Regions from separate parts of the Homo sapiens genome. Here region 2 is linked to region 1. Evidence: read pairs that join two places in POLR2A ChIA-PET (ENCODE). Cell type or tissue: Panc1. All regions are shown on one strand. Links, peaks and the distances in the headings refer to the core of each region. The heading gives the core; the rest is flanking DNA. Region 1 overlaps SMIM14 (small integral membrane protein 14). Region 2 overlaps SMIM14-DT (SMIM14 divergent transcript).

Region 1 (5,377 bases), core at 239-5,238:
CCATACCTCTTCTTTTTTTTATTTTTTTTGAGACGGAGTTTCACTCTTGCTGGCCAGGCTGGAGTGCAATGGCACAATCTCTGTTCACTGCAACCTCTGCCTCCCGGGTTCAAGTGATTCTCATGCCTCAGCCTCCCAAGTAGCTGGGATTACAGGTGCTCGCCTCCACACCCGGCTAATTTTTTGTATTTTTAGTAGAGACTGGGTTTCACCATGTTGACCAGGCTGGTCTCGAACTCCTGATCTCAGGTGATCCACTCACCTCAGCCTCCCAAAGTGATGGGATTACAGGCATGAGCCACCGCCCCCGGCCCCTCTTCTTTCTCTAGCCAAGGATTCCCTGGCCTGGCTATGCATCAGAATAGCCTGTGACAGTATCAACACCACAGATTCTAAGGCACTGCCTAAGACCATCTGATTCAGGAGCAGCTTCGGGGTGGGATCAGGAGCCAACAATATTTTTTAAAAGCTTTCCAAATGAATCTGATGCAACAGTTGAATGCGAACTTGTCTGGCAGCATTTGCCAACTATGCAAATTCAGTCTTCCTGGGGTACTCGTTATTTCCCTGTCTGGCATGTTCTTACAACTAACTCCATTTATTCACCTATAACCTACATCCCTCTTCCATAAAAATCTCCATTTCCTCCACCCACTTTTTCCTCTGCCTTCTCTGGACTAGTATAGCATTTCTAGTTTGAAGGAATGGTTTCCCGTCTCTCCTAATTAACTTTTTAAGAACTGAGACCATCTCATAGCTGTTTGACTGTACCACCTCTTAGGTATATAATCCCTGAGCCTCAAGTTTCTTTTTCTTTTTTCTTTCTCCTCTTCCTCCTCCTCCTCTTCTTCTTCCCCTTCTCTTCCTCTTCTTCTTCTTCTTCTATTATTATTATTTTGAGACGGAGTCTTGCTCTGTCACCAGGCTGGAGTGCAGTGGCACCATCTTGGCTCACTGCAACCTCCGCCTCCCAGTTTCAAGCAATTCCCCTGCCTCACAAATAAAATGCCAAATGGAATATTCACAATGAAGCTGTTAACTTAGCTGGATACCAAGAGGATGAAAAGGTAGAGACAGAGGCTCTAAGAGCTGGCCCATCCTCAGAAGATTATTTGTATAAACTTATATAGGTTTCCGCTGGGGAAAGCAAAAACAGAACAGCAGTGAAAGTGGACAATACACCGGTATGCTCTAACCCTGTAGTTTTTGGTCCTATACAGTAATTACATTATCCTAAGCACAGCTACCAGTTTTCAAGCTGAGTCAAGGGTGATCTCTATCATTCCCTAATGTAGATCTGTTATTCTCCTACAGGCTGAGTATTCCTACTCTAAAAATCTAGAATCCTCCAAAATCCAAAACTTTTTGAGAGCTGACATCATGCTCAAAAGAAATGCTTATCGGAACATTTCACATTTTCAGGTTAGGGATGGTCAACTGGTAAATGAATCTGAAAAAATCTGAAACTGAATACACTTCTGGCTCCAAGCATTTCAAATAAGGGATATTCAACCTATACTTTCATATTGTGTTCTGCGAGGGTGCCCCATAGTGTTATTTCAGATTAGCGTTTTTTAGATAAAGATAACCTGAATGGAAAGCATCCTCTCTTTTGTTTAAAGGATTCTATTAAAAATGAAATACATGACTTTTAAGCAGGGGGCTAAGGGAAGCCTCACTAAGAAGGCACTCTGGAGTGAAAATGTAAAGAAAGTGAGGCTGTCAGTTGTGAGATTATCCGAAAGAAGCACATTTCAGGCACAAGGAACAGCGAGAACTCCTGATTCAGGAGCCTGTGGGATGTTCATGGAGGCCAATGTGGCTGAAGTGAAGTGACCTGGGATTGGTGGTATAGTGAGGTGGGATATAAGAAAAAGATTAAGCTGGGTGTGGTGGCTCACGCCTGTAATCCCAGCACTTTGGGAAGCTGAGGTGGGAGAATCACTTGAGGCCAGGAGTTCAAGACCAGCCTTGGCAACATAATGAGGTCCTATCTCTACAAAATAAAAAACAAACAAAATCAGCCAAGTGTGGTGGCACACACCTGTGGTCCCAGCTAATCAGGAGGCTGAGGTGGGAGGATTGCTTGAGCCCAAGGGGTTGAGGTTGCAGCAAGCCATGATTGCACCACTTTACTCCAGCCTGGGCAACAGAGTAAGACTTTGTCTCCAGAAAAGAAAAGAAAAAGATTAAATCAAAAGAGTAACAGGATTCAGATCATGTTGGCCTTATAGGTCATAATAAGCTTCTATTACATATTAAATAGAAAACCACTGAAGAGGGCTTTTCTTTTTTTTGGACAGGGTCTCACTCTGTCACCCAGGTTGGAGTGCAGTGGCTCAATTACAGTCACTGCAGCCTCAACCTCCCAGGCTCAAGTGATCTCCTAACTCAGCATCCAGAGTAGCTGGGGCATAGGCACAGGCCACCACGCCTAGCTAAGTTTTATATTTTTTGTAGAGACAGGATTTCAACATGTTGCCTATGCTGGTCTTGAACTCCTGAGCCCAAGTGATCTGCCTGCTTTGGCCTCCTAAAATGGGATTACAAGTGTGATCCACTGTGCCCAGACACCACTGAAGAGTTCTGAGCAAAATGCAGATGATATCTGACTCTCATTTTGACAGAACCACTCCATCTGTTGTGTTTTGAAAAACGAGAAACAGAAACACAGTGATATGGTTTGGCTGTGTCCCATCCCAAATTTCATCTTGAATTGTAACTCCCACAATTCCCATATGTCATGGGAGGAACCTGGTGGGAGGTGATTGAATTATGGGGGGCGGGCCTTTCCTGCGCTCTTCTCATGATAGTAAACAAGTCTCACGAGATCTCATGGTTTTAAAAAGGGGAGTTTCCCTGCACAAGCTCTCTTCTCTTGACTGCCACCATGTAAGACATGCCTTTCACCTTCCGCCATGATTGTGAGGCCTCCCCAGACATGTGGAATTGTAAGTCCAATAAACCCTTTTCTTTCGTAAATTGCCCTGTCTTGGGTATGTCTTAAATTAGCAGTGTGAAGACTGACTAATACAGACAGTTAAGAACCTGTTGCAATAATCTATTAACATACGAGATGATGATGGCCTAGAACAGGGAGGAGGCAGTGGGATAGTGAGAAGTGGTAGAATTTTGGATGTATCTTCAAGATAGTGCTTGCTGATAGATGACTGGACAGTGTGAGAAAAAGGGAAGCCAAGGATGAGTCTCAGAAGGATAGAACTGCCATTAACTGTTATAGGAAGGATCTCAAGAGAAGCAGAAATTCTGAAGATGTTGAATTTGAGGTGCCTTGTTAGACATCCCAGTGGAAATGCCCAAAAGACAGTCATCAGCATACAAGTAATGAGTCATGAGACCAGATGAGATCACCAAGTGAGTGAATGTCTAGAAAAGGAAATAATCCAGGGGCTAAGTCCTGGAGCATTCCAAGGATAAAAGTTAAGAGGTCTGGAGGACAGACAGACGCACCGAGAAAGAAGACAGCAGATAGCCGCAATGCAGCCAGGCACAATGGCTCATGCCTGTAATCCCAGCACTTTGGGAGGCTGAGGTGGGTGGATCACCTGAGGTCAGGAGTTCAAGACCAGCCTCGGCAACATACAGAAACCCTGTCTCTACTAAAAATACAAAAATTAGGCCAGGCGTGGTGGCTCACGCCTATAATCCCAGCACTTTGGGAGGCCATGGCAGGCGGATCATGAGGTCAAGAGATCGAGACCATTTTGGCCAACATGGTGAAACCCTGTCTCTACTAAAAGTACAAAAATTAGCCAGGCGTGGTGGCGTGCACCTGTAGTCCCAGCTACTCGGGAGGCTGAGGCAGGAGAATCGCTTGAACCTGCGAGGTGGAGGTTGCAGTGAGCTGAGATTGTACCACTACACTCCAGCCTGGTGACAGTGTGAGACTCCATCTCAAAAAAAACAAAAAACAAAAATTAGCTGGGGATGCTGGTACACGCTTGTAATCCCAGCTACTTGGGAGGCTGAGGCAGGAGAACTGCTTGAGTCCAGGAGGTGGAGGTTGTAGTAAGCCGAGATTGCGCCATTGCACTCCAGCCTGGGCGACAGAGCAAAACTCCATCTCAAAAAAAGAAAAAAAAAAAAAAAAAAAAAAAAAAGGAAGCCGCAATGTGACAATAGGAAAAAAATGTGACATGGGAAATATGGAGAAGATTTAGTTATTAAAGGCTGAAACTAGATAATTTCTCAGATTACAACTTTATCAGGAAGAAGCAGAAGGCTAAGAATTGTATGCTAAGTACTCAAAATGGGCCAGGTGTGGCAGCTCATGCCTGTAATCCCTGCACTTTGGGAGGCCAAGGCAGGTGGACTGCTTGAGCTCAGGAGTTCGAGACCAGCCTGGGCAACATGCAAAACCCTGTCTCTACAAAAAATACAAAAATTAGGCCGGGCATGGTGGCTCACACCTGTAATCCCAGCACTTTGGGAGGTTGAGGTGGGCGGATCACGAGGTCAGGAGTTCGAGACCAGCCTGGCCAACATGGCGAAACCCCATCTCTACTAAAAATACAAAAATTAGCCGGGTGTGGTGGCAGGCGCCTATAATCCCAGCTACTCAGGAGGCTGAGGCAGGAGAATCGCTTGAACCTGGGAGGTGGAGGTTGCAGTGAGCTGAGATCATGCCATTGCACTCCAGCTTGGGCAACAAGAGCAAGACTCCGTCTCAAAAGAAAGGAAAAAAAAAATTAGCTGGGCATGGTTGTATGCTCCTGTAGTCCCAGCTACTCAGGAGGCTGAAGTGGGAGGATTACTGAGCCTGGAAGGTCAAGATTCAGTGAGCCCTGTTTGCTCCACTGCACTCAAGCCTGGGTGACAAAGTGAGACCCTGTCTCAAAACAAAACAAAAAACAAACAAAAACACCCCAAACCATATTCAGTGCCAAATGTTAAAGCCCAAATAGATTGTATAAATAAGAACATACAGGCCGGGCGCGGTAGCTCACGCCTGTAATCCCAGCACTTTGGGAGGCGGAGGTGGGTGGATCACTTGAGGTCAGGAGTTTGAGATCAGCCTGGCCAACATGGCGAAACCCTATCTCTACTAAAAATACAAAAAATTAGCCAGGTGTGGTAGTGCATTCCTGTAATCCTGGCTACTTGGGAGGCTGAGGCAGGAGAATAGCTTGAGCCTGGGAGGCGGAAGTTGCAGTGAGCCAAGATTGTGCCACTACACTCCAGCCTGGGCAACAGAGCAAGACTCCTTCTCAAAAAAAAAAAAAAGAACATATACATGTATATATTTCTCCACCATTTACTCTTTGGTCTGTGTTTTAACAACATTGACTCTACCTAGCAGCTGCTTCTATGACTAAATGAATAAATGATATTTCTGATATCACAATGATTAAACACT
Region 2 (5,377 bases), core at 287-5,286, 99 kb after region 1:
GGCACTGGGATTACAGGCATAACCCACCTCACCCAGCCCTCAAATGTGCCTAGAAACACTTTCACAGACACACTGAGAATGTTTTACCAAATATCTGGGCACCCCATGGCATAATCAACTTGATACATAAGATTAACCATAGCCAGGCATGGTAGATCATGCCTGTATTCCCAGGACTTTGGGAGGCCGAGGTGGGCAGATCACCTGAGTTCAGGAGTTCAAAACCAGCCTGGCCAACAGGGCAAAACCTCATCTCTACTAAAAATACAAAAATTAGCCGGGTGTGGTGACATGCATCTGTAGTCCCAGCTACTCGGGAGGCTGAGGCAGGAGAATCATTTGAACCTGGGAGGTGGAGGCTGCAGTGAACTGAAAATACAGGAAAATAAAAAATTAAAAAAAAAAAGCAGCAGCAGCTTGTCATTCCATAATTAGGAGAAGGAGAAAACCATCTTTGAAATTTTGCTGTGTTTGGGCTGGGCACGGTGGTTGGTTCAGCCTTGTAATCCCTGCATTTCGGGAGACCAACCTGGGAGGATTGCTTGGGCCCAGGAGTTTGAGACCAGCCTGGGCAATGTCGTGAGACCTCATCTTTCTCTCTCTATATATATTTTTTGAGATGGAGTCTGGCTCTGTTGCCCAGGCTAGAGTGCAGTGGTGTGATCTCAGCTCACTGCAATCTCCACCTCCCAGGTTCAAGCGATTCTCCTGCCTCAGCCTCCAAGTAGCTGGGACTATAGGCACCCACCAGCACACCCGGCTAATTTTTGTATTTTTAGTAGAGACGGGGTTTCACCATATTGGCCAGGCTGGTCTGGAACTCCTGACCTTGTGATCCCTCCACCTCGGCCTCCCAAAGTGCTGGGATTACAGGCATGAGCCACCACGCCCGGCCTATAATTTTTTTTTTTTTTTTTTTGAGATGGGAGTCTCGCTCAGCCGCCCAGCCTGGAGTGTGGTGGCAGGATCCCGGCTTACTGCAACCACTGTCTCCCATGTTCAAGCGATTCTCCTGTCTCAATTTCCTGAGTAGCTGGGATTACAGGCACCCGCCATCATGCCCAGCTAATTTTTTTTGTATTTTAATAGAGACAGGGTTTCACCATGTCGGCCAGGCTGGTCTTGAACTCCTGACCTCAGCTAATCCGCCCACCTCGGCCTCCCAAAGTGCTAAGATTACAGGTGTGAGCCACCGCACCCGGTCAATTTTTTTTTTTTAATTAGCCGGGCCTGGTGCCCAGAAGGTCAAGGCTTCAGTGAGCTATGATCATTCCACTGCACTTCAGCCGAGGTGAAAGAGTGAAACCCTGTCTCAAAAAGAAATTTTGCTGTGTTTGCCTTATACTTCTGACCATGGTGGAACAATTGATAGTGGATAGCTCTCCCACTGAAATCAACTGTAAAACTGGACAAAACATATGTAGTAACTATATTCAGGCAGAATAAAGTAAACAGCAGAAGACTGCAATTTCTGAGAGAAAGGAAACTCATGAGGTGAGCCCCATGATTGATCAGCTGTCTGCCTGGGGACAACTCCCTAACTATAATGCAGAGGGCTTGATTCTGAGCAGAGCATAGCGGTCCTGCTGACTGAGGTTGTAGATACGAGAGTCTGGGACCACTGAGCTAAGTGAAATCTCTGGGGCAAGGCATTAGAGAGGAACCAAGCTATGCAGAAAAGTCTTTATCAACACAGAAAAAGCGTTTGACAAAATTTCTTTTTTTTTTTTTTCATTTTTTTCCCCACACTACATAGATGCTTTTTTTTTTTTTTTTTTTTGAGAGAGAGAGTCTCGCTGTGTCACCCGTGCTGGAGTGCAGTGGCATGATCTTGGCTCACTGCAACCTCCGCCTTCCAGGTTCAAGTGATTCTCCTGCCTAAGCCTCCTGAGTAGCTGGGACTACAGGCGCCCGCCACCACGCCCGGCTAATTATTTTTTTTTTTGTACTTTTAGTAGAGATGGAGTTTCAGCATGTTGGTCAGTCTGGTCTTGAACTCCTGACCTCAAGCCTCAAGTGATCCACCTGCCTCGGCCTCCCAAAGGGCTTGGATTACAGGTGTGAGCCACTGCACCTGGCCTTTTTTGTTTTGTTTTGTTTAGAGAGAGAGATGGAGTCTTAGTATGTTACCCCCAGGTTGGTCTAGAACCCCTGGGCTCAAGCAATCCTCCCACCTCAGCCTCCCAAAGTGTTGGGCCTACAGGCGTGAGCCACCACATCCGGCCCAACATTCAACAAAATTTAATAACCATTCATGACATAAATTATCAGGGAACTAGGAATAGATGAGAACTTCCTTTGAAGTTTAAGTAGAAACATGTACAAAAATTACAACTAGTATATTTAATGGTAAAATAGTGAATGCTTTCTCCTCGAGACTGGGAATAAAGCTAAGATAACCACATTTACTACTTCCATTATATTGTATCAGAGGTCTTATCAAATATAGCAAGGCAAAAATAAAGATATAGAAATTCAAAAGTCCTGGAATTTGAAGACCCCAAGAACCAGGAGCTCCAATGTCTAAGCATGGGAGAAGATGAATGCCCCAGCTCAAAAAGAGAGAGAGTGAATTTGCCCTTATTCCACGTGTGTGTGTGTGTGTGTGTGTGCGCGCGCGCGCGCGCATGACGGAGTCTCACTCTGTCACCCAAGCTGGAGTGCAATGGCGCAATCTCGGCTCCCTGCAACCTTTGCCTCCTGGATTCAAGCAATTCTCCTGTCTCAGCCTACTGAGTAGCAGGGACTACAGGTGTGCATCACCACACCCAGTTAATTTTTGTATTTTTAGTAGAGATAGGGTTTCACCATGTTGGTCAGCCTGGTCTCGAACTCCTGACCTCAAGTGATCCACCTGCCTCAGCCTCCCAAAGTGCTGGGATTACAGGCGTAAGCCACCGCGCCCAGCCTCTTCTTCCACCTTTTTATTCTATTTGGGTTCCCAATGAATTGAATGATGCCCATCCACATTTATGAGGGCAGACCCTCTTTACTCAGTCAACTGATACAAATGCTGGTCTCTTCCAGAAACACCCTCACAGACACATCCAGAAATAATGTTTTACCAGCTATCTGGGCATCCCTTAGTCCACCCAAGTTGACCCCAAATTAACTATCACACCATCTTACCAGCTCCCTTTCCCACATCCAAACAATCACTGAATCCTGTTAATGTAACTTCTAAGTCAGCTTAAGTTTTGGCATTCTCTCTTTTTCAGTACCAATTCTTAGATCACTGCCTAGACTAATAAAATAATCTCTTAATTGGTGATTCTGCCTAGAGTCAGCTCTTCACAAATCATCCTGTGTGTTGTTGCCAGGGTGTTCTTTCTGAGATCTTTCTCTAACTATGTCATTTCCCCATTTAAAACCCTCTGCAGGACAGGACAAAGTTCAAATTCCTTTACATCTGAATCCCATTCTCCACCTTATGCATTGCACTGGAACATTGTAAATCTCTTTGTTTCCTGCACACATCATGCTCTTGTACATGGTGTTCTGCTGCCTGGAATGTCCTTTCCACCTTGACTTCTTGCTGCATACCTATTCATCCTTTCAAATCTGGTGCCTGCAACCACTTGCTGGTGTTCTGTGACACTTTCTTGAATCTCACAGTGAGAATATCCTCCTCTGCACTATTTCACGACCTTGCACATAGTTCATTTGTTTCATACATCACACACTGTTGTGTTACGTATTGACATGGCTGTCTTCACAACTAGGCTCTGAGCACCTTAAAGGCTGGGACTGACGCCAGTCACAATCTAATGCAAAGGACAGTGCTGTTATGGAAATGTTTATTGAACTGAACTGAAAATCCTGCCACATAAAGAGAGCTTAGGAAGGACAGAGAAGAGATAGAATGCTGAAAATGCCAAGCATAAACTTTGCAGTGGCTGAATTGTAAGAAATTCACCCAAAGAGTCAGCTCTGAGTCACCTCTTTTGAGGTTCAAAATCACACAAATGAAGCAACTGAACATAGAATTTAACCACTTACTTTGAAGAGGGTTTCTTGCTAGCCATTCAGGAAAATACAAAATGATGCAAATATCTTTTTAAAATAAAGAATATATAGAAATTCAAATCAAGTATTAAAATGTAAGGCTAGTTCACCTCCTCAGAGAGAATGAATAACTTGGAAGAGGAAAAAATGGTCTAAAAATTTCTATTAGGATAGTATCTCTTCTTTTTCCTGCATTATCATTTTGTATTTTCTAAGAGATAGAACTCACTTTCTGTTCCTACCATTTTATAAGGCCTCTATTTTAGCAGTAAATTGGTTGAATTACTGCCTGAAACTCTACATTTTAGATGAAATATTATAAATAGGATATTTTGTGAATTGCAGTTACTTGTTACATAAAGGAACAGCTATAAAAACGCATCGAAATAGGTAAGACATTTTGAAAAGCAAGATTTTGTATTGAACTGTCTGTGATGCATTGTAATAGGTTAGTCCAAAAATACTAACTTGGTTTTCTTTTCTTTTTTTTTTCTTTTTTCTTTTTTTTAGCTCAAAGCACCTGTCATAAAAATATTAACTTGTAATAAAAGTGTTTAGTAACACTAATATGTGATGGCAATTTCAGGAAAGTCAATGTTCTGAGCAAGAAGAACAAGGAACAGAAGGTATAATGATAACAGATGAGAGAGGAAAAAGCAGACTCAATCAACTCCTACTTTTCCATCATTTTTCCGTTACAGAGAATTATCCTCAAATTAGAAGGAGTAGGACCTACATGGTAAAGAAAAAATTTACGTGCAAGGCAGATGAGGAAGTAAGAGAGCATCCAGCCCCTTCACACAACTTCATTCTCTGTCTTACCGAAAGAATGTGAAATGTGGTGGTAGCTTTACTGGGGACAGGAGAGGTGCCAGAAGTTTGAAGATGGACTAATCTCCTTGTTTTCTAAAAGAAGAACCTATAAGTCTCTGAGCACATTTTTCTTTGGCAAAATTCTGGAATGGATAATTAGACAAATGGTTTGTGAATCTTTAGAAAAGTGGCAAAAACAAGGCACAGCATAAATTCACTAAAAAATAAGTGGACCTAAACTAAGCATTCTTTCTTCCTGATAGGAATCCTACTTTCCTTGGTCTGACACCTGCAGGGTCAAGTATGGGCCTTGGAGTCAGCTGAGGCTGAATTCCAATTCCAGTTCCACCACTCCAAAAGTGACACTTGGACACCAAATTCTCTGAGACCCTCCTGTAATGCAAATTTAGTGGAGCTACTTTGGGGTTAGCTCTCTCTCCCCCAGGGCCTTCCTTGAGACCAGTTTCACACATGGTCTCATTACAAAACAGTAACAACAAAAACCCCAATTTTGGAGGCATTAATAAATAATGGGGATTATATTATACATAACAAAGCA

The links. ChIA-PET counts read pairs that join two places held together with the same protein. Peaks named below come from ENCODE experiments on the same cell type or tissue, not always from the same donor. Only the 100,000 strongest peaks of a DNase experiment are listed, where the experiment ranks them.
Region 2: POLR2A ChIA-PET joins it to region 1 with 5 read pairs; 3 of 35 experiments call an interaction of 5 or more read pairs at or near these places.

The regions. Positions count from the first base shown.
Region 1 is chr4:39,563,049-39,568,425 of GRCh38, forward strand. The region is part of intron 3 of SMIM14 (small integral membrane protein 14); the gene reads right to left. All of the region lies in intron 2 of UGDH-AS1 (UGDH antisense RNA 1), which reads left to right. Among named protein-coding and RNA genes, the nearest start is that of UGDH-AS1, 38 kb to the left of the region's middle. In Panc1, for the core only: no CTCF peak of the experiment used is centred there; a DNase peak (open chromatin) is centred at 3,301; H3K27ac peaks cover 729 bases.
Region 2 is chr4:39,661,608-39,666,984 of GRCh38, forward strand. SMIM14-DT (SMIM14 divergent transcript) reads left to right here. Exons shown (of 6, transcript NR_183845.1): 6 at 4,516-5,057. Among named protein-coding and RNA genes, the nearest start is that of SMIM14-DT, 25 kb to the left of the region's middle. In Panc1, for the core only: no CTCF peak of the experiment used is centred there; no DNase peak of the experiment used is centred there.